Regions from separate parts of the Homo sapiens genome. Here region 2 is linked to region 1. A link is an interaction called in ENCODE POLR2A ChIA-PET data of the cell type or tissue named here. Cell type or tissue: MCF 10A. All regions are shown on one strand. Links, peaks and the distances in the headings refer to the core of each region. The heading gives the core; the rest is flanking DNA. Region 1 overlaps MIR100HG (mir-100-let-7a-2-mir-125b-1 cluster host gene). Region 2 overlaps MIR100HG (mir-100-let-7a-2-mir-125b-1 cluster host gene).

Region 1 (5,388 bases), core at 237-5,236:
CATTCAGGTTTGAGAGCCATTGAGGAAGCAGAATTGTTCATTTACAAGTTTACAATGACTTTCTTAGCAAGGCAATCTTAGAATACAGACTTCCTCCACTGATTAATGCAATAAATTTGCTCTGTTATCCAACACCCAACAATGACTCAACAGACTTCTCTTTTGCACTAACCTTTGCGAAATACTCTTTCTGGGCATTCTGCCTCAGATTAATGAGAAAGTGGTAGACTGCTCACATATTCCAGAAGCCTGAATTAACTGATTTCATAATGCTCTGAGCTGCTTGGCTCCAGGTTCTTCCTGTTAAGATTTATGAACCCAGACTGTAACACCATTTCTCAACATATCTTCAAGTTGATGATTTCATTTCAATAGTAAAGTTGACCATAATGGAAAGTGAATTAAAGGAAATCAAACAAACAGATATCGAGGGTTGTGTGAATTTGTCAAAAATGACTTACTAATTAAAAATATTAATTCACAAGTAGGTCACCAAGAGCCCCTTTGCTTTGATTATTCATGTAAAGCCCGTTAGTCTGTAAATTATTCACTTAAAAACTAGAACTCCATCTAGTCTATGAAGTCTAAAACAAATATTCCTTAAGGTCAAATTTCCTAGGACTCTCACATTCCCATTAAAGGTAGACAGAGATCCCATTTAACCGATGACAAAACAGAAGCTCAGAGTCTTAGCTAAGGCCACATCATTATGGACAAAGTCACAAGGCTCAGATTTCTTGAATTTTCTTATAGATGTCAATTCAATTGTAATTAATAATGTATTAAGTACCTGCTCTGTGCCAGACCCTGGATTAGGGGATGGGGCTACATAAGTTTCTTTTCTTTTCTTTTTTCTTTTTTTTTTTTTTTGAGACAGAGTCTTGCTCTGTCACCCAGGCTGGAAGGCAGTGGTGCAATCTCAGCTCACTGCAACTCCGCCTCCCAGGTTCAAGCGATTCCCCCGCCTCAGCCTCCTAAGTAGCTGGGATTACAGGCATGCACCACCATGCTGGGCTTTTTTTTTTTTTTTTTAGTAGAAACAGGGTTTCACCATGTTGGTTGGGCTGGTCTTGAACTCCTGACCTCAAGCAATCCACCCACCTTGGCTTCTCAAAGTGCTGGGATTACAGGCGTGAGTCACGGCGCTCGGCATAAATTTCTGACATAGTCCCTGCCTTTAAGGAGTTCAATGCAAGAGACCCTGTCTCCCTGATTATTTAATATCTTTCTTTGGCTGACTTCGAACTCCAGTGAAGTAATGAAAGGAATAGTAATGATTGTTGATTTTTACATTGAAGAAATCTTGTGACAGAAAGAATTTCACCAGGAGGAGAATCAAGGTCCTCACACTGACCACGCACTATTTAATCAAGGCACCAAGATGTCCTATATCTTGGTGTTGAAGAGATTAAAAGTGCCCTATTGTGGGCTATTAATATTTCATACCATAACACAATGTAGAGATACCATGTGAAAAAATGATGAGCTTGTAGAAAAGGCAGTGAGAATTGGAGCTCAAGCTCAGAGAAGAATAAAAGCTAAGTATGAACAAGTCACATTTTACAATTTAAAAATAACATGATGTTCAGATATATTCCCAAAACAAAGACATAGTAGAACTGGTCTGCACTCTTGTTATTCTCTTCATTATATGAGTACAAGGTTGAGTTTGGGAGGTCTACATTTTTCAAAACACTAGCACCACCACTTTAGCAAATGTTCAGGTTAAGGCAATAAACTTGTGTGGCTGGGAACTGGAGACCAAGTTCTGGTCTCCACTGTAAAACTTACTGACTTTATAACCAAAGGTAAGGTTATTTTGGGTGGTGGAAAAGGTGAAAATAAGACAACTGCAGACAGGACTTTTTAAGGAAATTGAAGTTTTCCATAAAGCATTAAAAGCTATAGAAATATAAGGTCATATTTATTCAGTCACCATTTTAAGCACCTATAATATACTCTGAGTAGCACCAAGTCCTGGGGATACCCAAGTGCATATACTGTCATCACGTGGCATCCATGAAGAATTGGTTCCAGGATCCCCTGCCAATACCAAAATCTGCAGATGCTCAAGTCCTTTATATAAAATGTCTAGTATTTGCATGTAACCTATGCACATCCTCCTGTATACTTTAAATCATCTCTAGATTACATATGATATCTAATAAAATGTAAATACTATGTGAATAATTGTTATATTTTATTGTTTAGGGAATTACAAGAAAATAATCTGTAGGTGTGCAGTACAGACACAACAATCCTTTTTTTTTCCAAATGTTTTTGATCCAGAGTTAATTGAATCCCCAGATGTGAAATCCATGGATGTGAAGGACCAATGGTAACAAACCATTGGTGTTTTTTATTCATTACTAGAATAGCTGGGAAACATCCTTAGAACATCAGTCCAAAGTGACTTGAAGTGTAAAAAAATTGGATATAAGAGAGCTTTTAAAGAGAGTTAAGTTTCCTTCATTAGAAAAAAAAAAACTAGGGAAGGTAGGCCTAATAACTTTAAAAAATTCATGGCGTCATTTTAAGAAGAGCTTAGGTCAGCCAGTATGAAAACAAAGAAAAAGAAAAGTTAGCCTCAAGTCATAGAGGAAAAAAAAAAAAAAAGATTTGGAAAGAGATTAGGGAGACTGATTTTTCTGGAACACTAGAGCTAGTTATTGGGGGAAAAAAAACCCCGTGGAATTGCTCTGCTGGAAGCATTTGGAAAGTAATTAGCTAATTCTCTTTCTCAATGTGTTTAAAGATAAGACTAAAAGTGGGTGCTAGAATACTCCTTTTCTTGAAGCTCCGCTTCTAGAACTCTGAATGGCAATGAGGTGGATTAAAAGTCTATTCTCTTCTCCCTCCCTTATTTGGCTGGCATGTCTAATTCCAGAATTGGAAACTCATAGACATTGCTATGAAATGTATCATAGATCATGACTCACTATGAAAAGGACAAGTGTGCAAGTTGCCTTACCAGTGAAAAATCCTCTGCCTGCCCTCTTTCTTCCTGAGACAAGACTTCAGTTCTTTCTCTCTGATTCATATCCTGAGGAAATCAACATGATAAAAAATGGCTGCGTTCAATTAAAAAATGTCTCCAACCCACACTTTAAAAACATAAGCTCTTTTCAATCCAGATATGGATTATCTTCCTGAGAAAGTCTTTTCCTTCAGAAGAATTTTGTGCCATTTAAGATAGGCAAAACAGGCAGAATGCCATTCCTGCAATGAAAGTTACGCATTTAGCCAACAGATTTGCAAAGTGCATCTGCCATGGCAATGGATTTAAAGATGGGAATTAGTAGGAGAAAGAACTATGGTTTATTTGAGCCCACCAGCATCAGGTATTCTAGGTACTCTTCAACAGCAGCAGTTAACATTAATTGAATGCTTGCTAGGTATCAGGTACCATTCTAAGTTTTCCTTGCATTATTTCATTTAATCCAAACAAGTTCATGACATAAATCCTATTATGGATCCTAACTCACAGATGAGGAAAATGAGGCTCATCAGAGGTTAACCAATTTTTTCAATATGAGGTAGCAAGTAGCAGAGAGGGCTTTCAAATCAGAACTGTCTGACATCAGAACTTAAACTTCTAACTATTCCTCATACAGTCTTTTAGGAAAAGGTAGATACAAGATCTCCATTGTGGATATGAGAAAATGGAAACTCAGAGAAGAAGAGTAGCTTGATTAAGAGCACAAAGATTACTGATGTTTTTGGCCTAGGATTTGAGCTCAGGTCAGGAGGACTCCAATGTTCACGTTCCAGTCATATCGATAGAAAACCTAGGAGATGAGTAGATGTCCTGACATTCATTCCACGTAGATTATTTTTAATTCAAATAAGCAAATGCCCACTATGTATAAAACTCTGTACAAGTCTTACTGCATGTAAGACTTTGAAGATAGTATGAAAAAATTAAATATATTGTACCTGCCTCCAATGAACTTTAAATTCTAGTTGACAGAGAAAACACACAGATGAATAAACTAAGATCAGTTGCAAAGTATTGTGACACCATAGGTAAAATAATATCCTACGCATTAAATAGATTCAGAAGAAATGCTGGGAGAAGCAGTGATTAGAGAAGAAAATTGATCAAGAAAAGCTTCCTTGGAGAGGTATAAAATGATATGTATGATGAATAGAGTTGATCCCATTGCCTGACTCCCTGTCTATTTTTGTGGGTAGAAAAAAAAAGATACTTTGGAGAACCTATATGGAGAGAAAATATGATCTTAGCACCTATGGGAAACGTCCTATGAAAGATACGGCTCACAATTACAGAGCCATGGAAAGGTTGAAGGACAGGGAAGGATTTCTCTGTGATTACAGTTAAAACTACTAGTGATTACTCTTTCTCTTGGCTAGTAGTTTTCCATAGGGTCCCATCAAATATAAACTATAATAGTTACAGATCAAATCTACACTCATTCTTTATGAAAAAAAGGCAAACAGCCAGAAGAGAGGGAGAGGAAAAGTTCATTTCAGCATTTTCAAGGGATTTTCCATGAGATCTAGCCAGTAATAGAAGAGAAAAAAATTTTTTCTGAATAAGGAATGGGCTCGAATGCTGATTGCTTATTTCACCTCCCACCTCCCCGGCAAACCCCCAATTTAATAAATAATTGGCTATTAAAAAGAACCTTTGGATGGTAAGCATGTATTCCTCAGTTATAAGATTTATCCAAGCTACGTTCAACTTTTTTTCAGTCTAAAGCATGGACTTCAGCCTTCAAGAGGACTATTTACTGAGACTTCTGTAAGAACATTATCTTCTTATAAACTAGAAGCAAGAAGTATTCAAGGTGTTAATGAGTATTACTAAATAAAACAGTTCTAAAGTCAAATCACTGGGAAAGCAAATGTTTTACTTTATTGTATTATTTTTATTTTACAGCCTTAACTATGCTGATGTACATTTTGAATGTCCAGTGGGGACATATTCAGGATTTCTTAAACTTGTTTGACCTTAGAATACCTCCTTATTTTGTAGAATTTGTATTGATATCTCATAGACTTCATATTCCAAGAAAAGAGTCATGCTCTCTTTCCTTACATAAGTTTTAGAAAGGTAGCTCTTAGAACAGTTAGGTCCAGGTGGATGCAGTAATGGATGGAGAAAGAGGACTACCAACTGGCCATAACTTCAAGCCCATAGCTGGGAGTGATGGGCCTCCACTTTCAGCTTCCTTGAATTCATCATTAAGCAAGAGTGAGTGACAAATCTCTAATGTTTCTTTTGATGCTTTTCAGGGCCACGTTCACAGCCACATGGAAAAGCACTGGCGTCACTCTCCTCTATAATGATCAGCTCAGTGTTGGTATCAGTGGGAACGAGGGAGACAAAGCAGGGGTTTCTTCCCACAAGATGGCCAAGGGCTG
Region 2 (5,388 bases), core at 77-5,076, 95 kb before region 1:
GCAGAAGCTGCACAATTTGGGGGTGTTTCTTAGCAGAGGAGGTGTCTTCAGGTGATCACTTTCTTTGTTTCAACTTCATAGTTGGCTTGAGAGTCCATCAATATAGCAGTCTCTTCAGTCTTTGTCCTTGCACTGGGGAGACATTCCTGAGGAGGGGTACTATAGGACCAGCTGAAAGGAACATCAACACAACTAAAAAAATAACAGAACATGTCACAGAAAGTTATCACATTGACTCTTTAATAATAATAAATAAATGTAATGATACTTTGGGGACCATGCTAAGTCTCACTAGAGATGAAATGCTGCATCACTAGAAAAATGCTGTTGTTTTACATTGTTCCCCTTGCTAAAGAATCAGTCAGCAATGGCATTGCCTGAGTGTGTGTGAGACACCACTCTAATGGCTCTGGGAGAAAATGCTGTGTAAGAAAAGCTTCAGGTTTATCCAACAGGGAACTTACTAAAATGGGACACATAGGGAAAGAACAAAAGAACACATGACATTGAGGACAGATTCAAATAAATCCAAGGAGTGAAAACAAAGTAAGATAGCTGTGGGTACATAACTGCTTAGGAATGCAGGGCTGAATGAAGTCACTAGAATTGTTAGGTGTTGTCAATTCCTTGTATTTGTCTTTGTATTCCCAGCGCATGGCACAGAACATGGTATGGAAAGAAAAAAAGAAAAAAAAAAGAAAGAGGGAAAGACGGAAAGATGGAAGGAAGGAATGAAGGAAGGAAGAAGGAAAAAGAAGAACGAAAAAGAAAGGAAGGAAAGAAAGAGAGAAAGAAAGAAAAGAAAGAAAAAGAGAGAGGAAGGGGGAAAGGAGAAAAACCGAGAAGGATGGAGGGAAGGAGAGAAATAAAGAAGAAGGTTTTCAAAGTGTAGAAGAGGTGGGGGGACAGATTATGCAGAAAGGAAAAGCATATCCTGGAGCATATTCAATGACTTAGAAGCCAGAGAAAGCAGGCTCACTTAATTCAAGAAGAGATTACACATTCTGAGTGGTTTTAGAAAATGGGGTAGGGCAATTTCCAGGTGGCTTTGAACACGTTAAGATTTAATTTGGGAAGTATGATGTGTTACTGTAACTATTGTAGGCTTCTGAGAGGAATATTAAGATGACTCAAATGAATCAAGTGGAAGGAAAAACGTGAAACTCAAAGGAGTTAATCCAATGGAAAAAAACGAACCATACTGCAAGAAATTAAATGAAGGCAGGCCTAAAGAATATAGTCTTAAAATAGAAAGGCAGGTGCTTGTCGGGGTTTCTTCTATGTTAATGTTAATTGAGAGAAATGGGCTTAGAACTCAGATCAAGAATTTGCTTCTCCCACTGTGTAGCTTTTTTCATTCTTCAGCTGTTCTTCTTTTCTGCTACTGCCCCTTCCTGAAAGTGAACTCCAGTCCTTACTGTTTTAGCATCAACGCAAAATATGTTAGTAAATACAGAACGTGGAGGTGGAATCAAATATAACTTTGAAGGACGACTGTTGGAACAAATGAGCTCCAGATCCACCGGTTCTGGAGTTGTTCCTATGCCTCCATACTTTAGAATACCTTCAAAAATTCTTAAAGCTGTAAAAGAATTTAGAGCCCAACTAATCCAACCCATGCATTTTAAAGATAAGGGTATTTGAGAAGAGTTGTTATTAATGTTTCTCTTTTTTTATAAAAGTTGTTATGAATAAAATATACTTCTCAGGTAGATGTTTCTTTAACTGAAGACCTTATCATCAGCCTCTTCATCATGCTTACACAATGAAGATGTCTAATAAGTCAGGCACACCAAAAGGGGTACACTATGACACATCACTGCTTTCTGCCCTAAACACTTTTGATACACCGAGGATGCTGGCTCCCTAGATGGCAGGTATAATATGTTTTTTAATCTGTAAAGTAACTAAGTGTTAAACGTTAATAGGTATTTTTCTGATTAAGCATGCAATAACTGATCTTGGATGAGTAATTAAATATACATCTTAAAGATTTTAGAATTTATTATTTTGTGAACATTGACAGGGATGATGGGGTGCTAAGCTTTTGATACTCATTTGTAAAACTCATTTTTTAATAAATTAAAATATTATGTATTAAGGAATAACATTTTGCACAATTTTTTATGGCTCATTTGGATATCTAATGATGGCAAATCCTTGAATACATGAGCAGGTGAAAAGTAAACCTTGTATTGCTTTGGTATTAGGTAGCTATACATCACGCAAAATGTCTCTTTCTAATAGGGACTCCATCATTAAAACAAATTTTGAGAAACAGATAGTATAAATATGTGAATGACCATATTCTAGGTGTCTACTATGAGTCAACTGTTCTACAAATCAGCTTTCTTTGGGCTCTATGCCTACTCAATTGCAATGAGTCATATCTTGTATCTCAATATAAGCCTCCCTTGGAATCCTTTTTGTCTCCCAAACACATAAGCATAAATCGAGACCCTTGTATTGCCTTGCCCGGGGTCCTTCTGTGACCTGATGGTAATGATTCTCCAAATTTGCATCAAGAGCCTCTTCACCTACTGAGCCAACTACCAGGCTGACCAGCCAACTCGCTGTTGCTCTGACTGGGCTATTCCTTAATAGGTAGATCTTCAGGGATCAGTTCCCTGGAAGGAGGCTCTCCAGTGGGGCCATCAGTAGACCTTGGACATCATGTCAAGACGTTAAAAGGGAAGTTGATGTTAGTGCACAAATAACCTAAGGCAGAGTTTCAGTATTCAACATGTGCCATGCAAAACAGTGAAAAACAATAAAAGAAATTGCTGATTATTGTTATTGTTTTGATTACTTTGGTTAAATTAAAATTATTATCTCTGCCTAAGGTCATTTCCCTGGCATTCTATTTTGTTATTCCAACAAAGGAACTAATATTCTCAATTACTTCAAGTTGTCTAAAGTCAGAAAAAGACTAAATCAATCAAGAGTAGCAAATATTTTACAAATTAAGCAAGTGTCCACAATGATAACCCTTTCAGAGATAATTAATTTCCAACATCTAGGTCGCACATATTTATTCTTGCATAAGAACACAGATCGTAGAGTCCTCGTATCCCTATATTAATTAACAAAGAATTTTTTTAAAATAAGCTTATTTTAAAAAGATTCTACTCAGGAACCATTTCAATGATGAGAAATGCACAAGAAAAGAAAAAAACTCAAGTAGGCAACATGTAAAGCAACAGACAACTATATGCACATTAGTATAATTACACATTGCAAATTATATCGGATGTATCTAATATCTAATTTTTTGAAAGCTGATTCCACTTGAGACTTCAATAACAGCATCAACATTTTGCAGGTGGCTCCTTCTGTATAGTATCCAAAGGGAATTATTCCTCTAATGTGCTTACAACCCTCAAGTAAAAGCTAAAGCTCTCTCTTAAAGGACCAATGAACAATGAACACTAGGAATATTACCTTGATAAAGGAAGGGGGGAGGGTTTCACCATACATAATATTCAGCACGGTTATTTATTCTCTTCCTTCTGTGCCCATGATATTTATTTGCTTCAAGCAATAAGAAACAAACTTAAACAGGAGACTCATTAGAAAATGTGAACGAGGCTACATCTATATTTTGAGGCAGCGATATAAGAAGCTAAGGGTTGATAATTTCTTAGATCACTCGATAATAGAGAAATGTTCAACAGAATGGCAGGTTATATCTTTGACTGAAAACAGAAAGCCCTACATTAAATTCAGCACTTCTAAAACATAGGATTAATTTGTCCTAAAGAGGACACCAGATCAAAGCTCTGCTTTGAGAAACAGGCTTTTGTCCTCATCTTTCTATATGAGTTAATCAATCATCAAATAACCAAAATAAATTTGTGATCTTGGAGAACGAAGCATATTATTCAAGGTGATTGGATCCATTTTCTTGATTCCTCCTTCAAGATCTTTCGGCTAATTAGTCAGGGTTACTATAGAATTATTTAATTATCTGCACTTTTGTGCAATAAAATATGTTGTCATATCACATACTTTATCATGCTGTTGCAGTTCACACTTAATGATGCCTCTATAGTTAGCTGTTTCCTTTGTTCTGCTCAGTAAGTGGTTTTAGAAAGAGGGTGGGCCGGGAAGGTGGAGCCCTGGGGTTTGTAAAATAAAATCATATATTCCTGGTCTACATGCCAAACTTTATGCATTTAAATGAATTTCTTCTTAGAAATTAAGTGGCAATTCCATTCGTAATAAGCTAAGAGGCACAGGTCGGTGACTTGGAATGCAACCGCAACAGTGTTACTATACCTTGAACATCTCTCTAGTGCATTTCCACTGCAGTGCAATGGTAAAACGACGATTTAATTTTTTTTTTTTTTTTCTAATCAGCAAGGAATGTCTTTAACAAGGAAGAAGTAAATTATGATAATTACTCTGAATGGTCGGATCCTTGAGCATTACTAATTAGCATTTATTGCCTGGATTATAGAACAATACATGTGAAACCGAACTGCGATTGCTCTTTTACGTTGAAGACTTGAAAAGGCAATGGAGCAAAAAGCCAGCATCATCGGTAGTGTAGTCAGTAGTTTACATCTCCTTGATAGGACGCAGAACCCCTCACTTTGGAAACACGCAAATATGGTCCTCAGTATTTATGGCCCATTCATTTTTTTTTTGTTAGTCACATATTTACATAAGATATCATAGTCATGGTAGACTAATGAGAGGAGAAGCATTTTGGTTATGTCATTTCGGGATAATTTTATCAGTTGTGAGAGTTTAACAATAAAGAACATAAAACTTGCTGTTTCATAAAAATATGAAATTTTCCTGGAGAAATTTTGACTTAATAAAGGAACAAAGAACTCAGTTTGTAGTGAATAAAATTTTACATTCACTTCCCCACTTTCTCATAGAAGATCTACAGTTGGGGATAACCGATAAGAGGCAATTGGTTTCTGGCTTAAGAGCCTTTTTCATTAGGAATTTTCGGTAAATTAAAGTCTGAAATTAGAAAAACATTAGACATTAATCAACAGACCAACACCAGTCACGTAAATAAATGGCATTCGTATAATTTGGCAGCTGAAATTCTTAAATAATCTGGCAGGTACAAGGAGAGAAAGAGGAAAAATGAACCGTTCATCATTCTCACTGCGGTCTCACCGTTTCCCTCCACACCCCATTACAGCGAATGAAGAGAAAGAACATCGTAAAATATAAAGCCGGTACTAAATACAGTCACTAGTCTTCCAATACCTTCCATGGATTCCCCACCCTGATCCTTTCTAGTTTGAAAGAATAACTTTGACTAAATCTGTGAGGAGATAAAACAGGCTGGTGATAAAAATTAATTCTGCTGAATGAGCAAATGCATTTGGATTGCAGAGATGCAAATAAGATAATACTTTTCTT

What was found. ChIA-PET counts read pairs that join two places held together with the same protein. Peaks named below come from ENCODE experiments on the same cell type or tissue, not always from the same donor. Only the 100,000 strongest peaks of a DNase experiment are listed, where the experiment ranks them.
Region 2: POLR2A ChIA-PET joins it to region 1 with 6 read pairs; 6 of 35 experiments call an interaction of 5 or more read pairs at or near these places.

The regions. Positions count from the first base shown.
Region 1 is chr11:122,186,483-122,191,870 of GRCh38, forward strand. The region is part of intron 2 of MIR100HG (mir-100-let-7a-2-mir-125b-1 cluster host gene); the gene reads right to left. Among named protein-coding and RNA genes, the nearest start is that of MIR100, 37 kb to the left of the region's middle. In MCF 10A, for the core only: no CTCF peak of the experiment used is centred there; a DNase peak (open chromatin) is centred at 2,929.
Region 2 is chr11:122,091,549-122,096,936 of GRCh38, forward strand. It overlaps MIR100HG (mir-100-let-7a-2-mir-125b-1 cluster host gene), which reads right to left. Exons shown (of 5, transcript NR_137179.1): 5 at 1-192. Among named protein-coding and RNA genes, the nearest start is that of MIR125B1, 5.6 kb to the right of the region's middle. In MCF 10A, for the core only: no CTCF peak of the experiment used is centred there; a DNase peak (open chromatin) is centred at 2,373.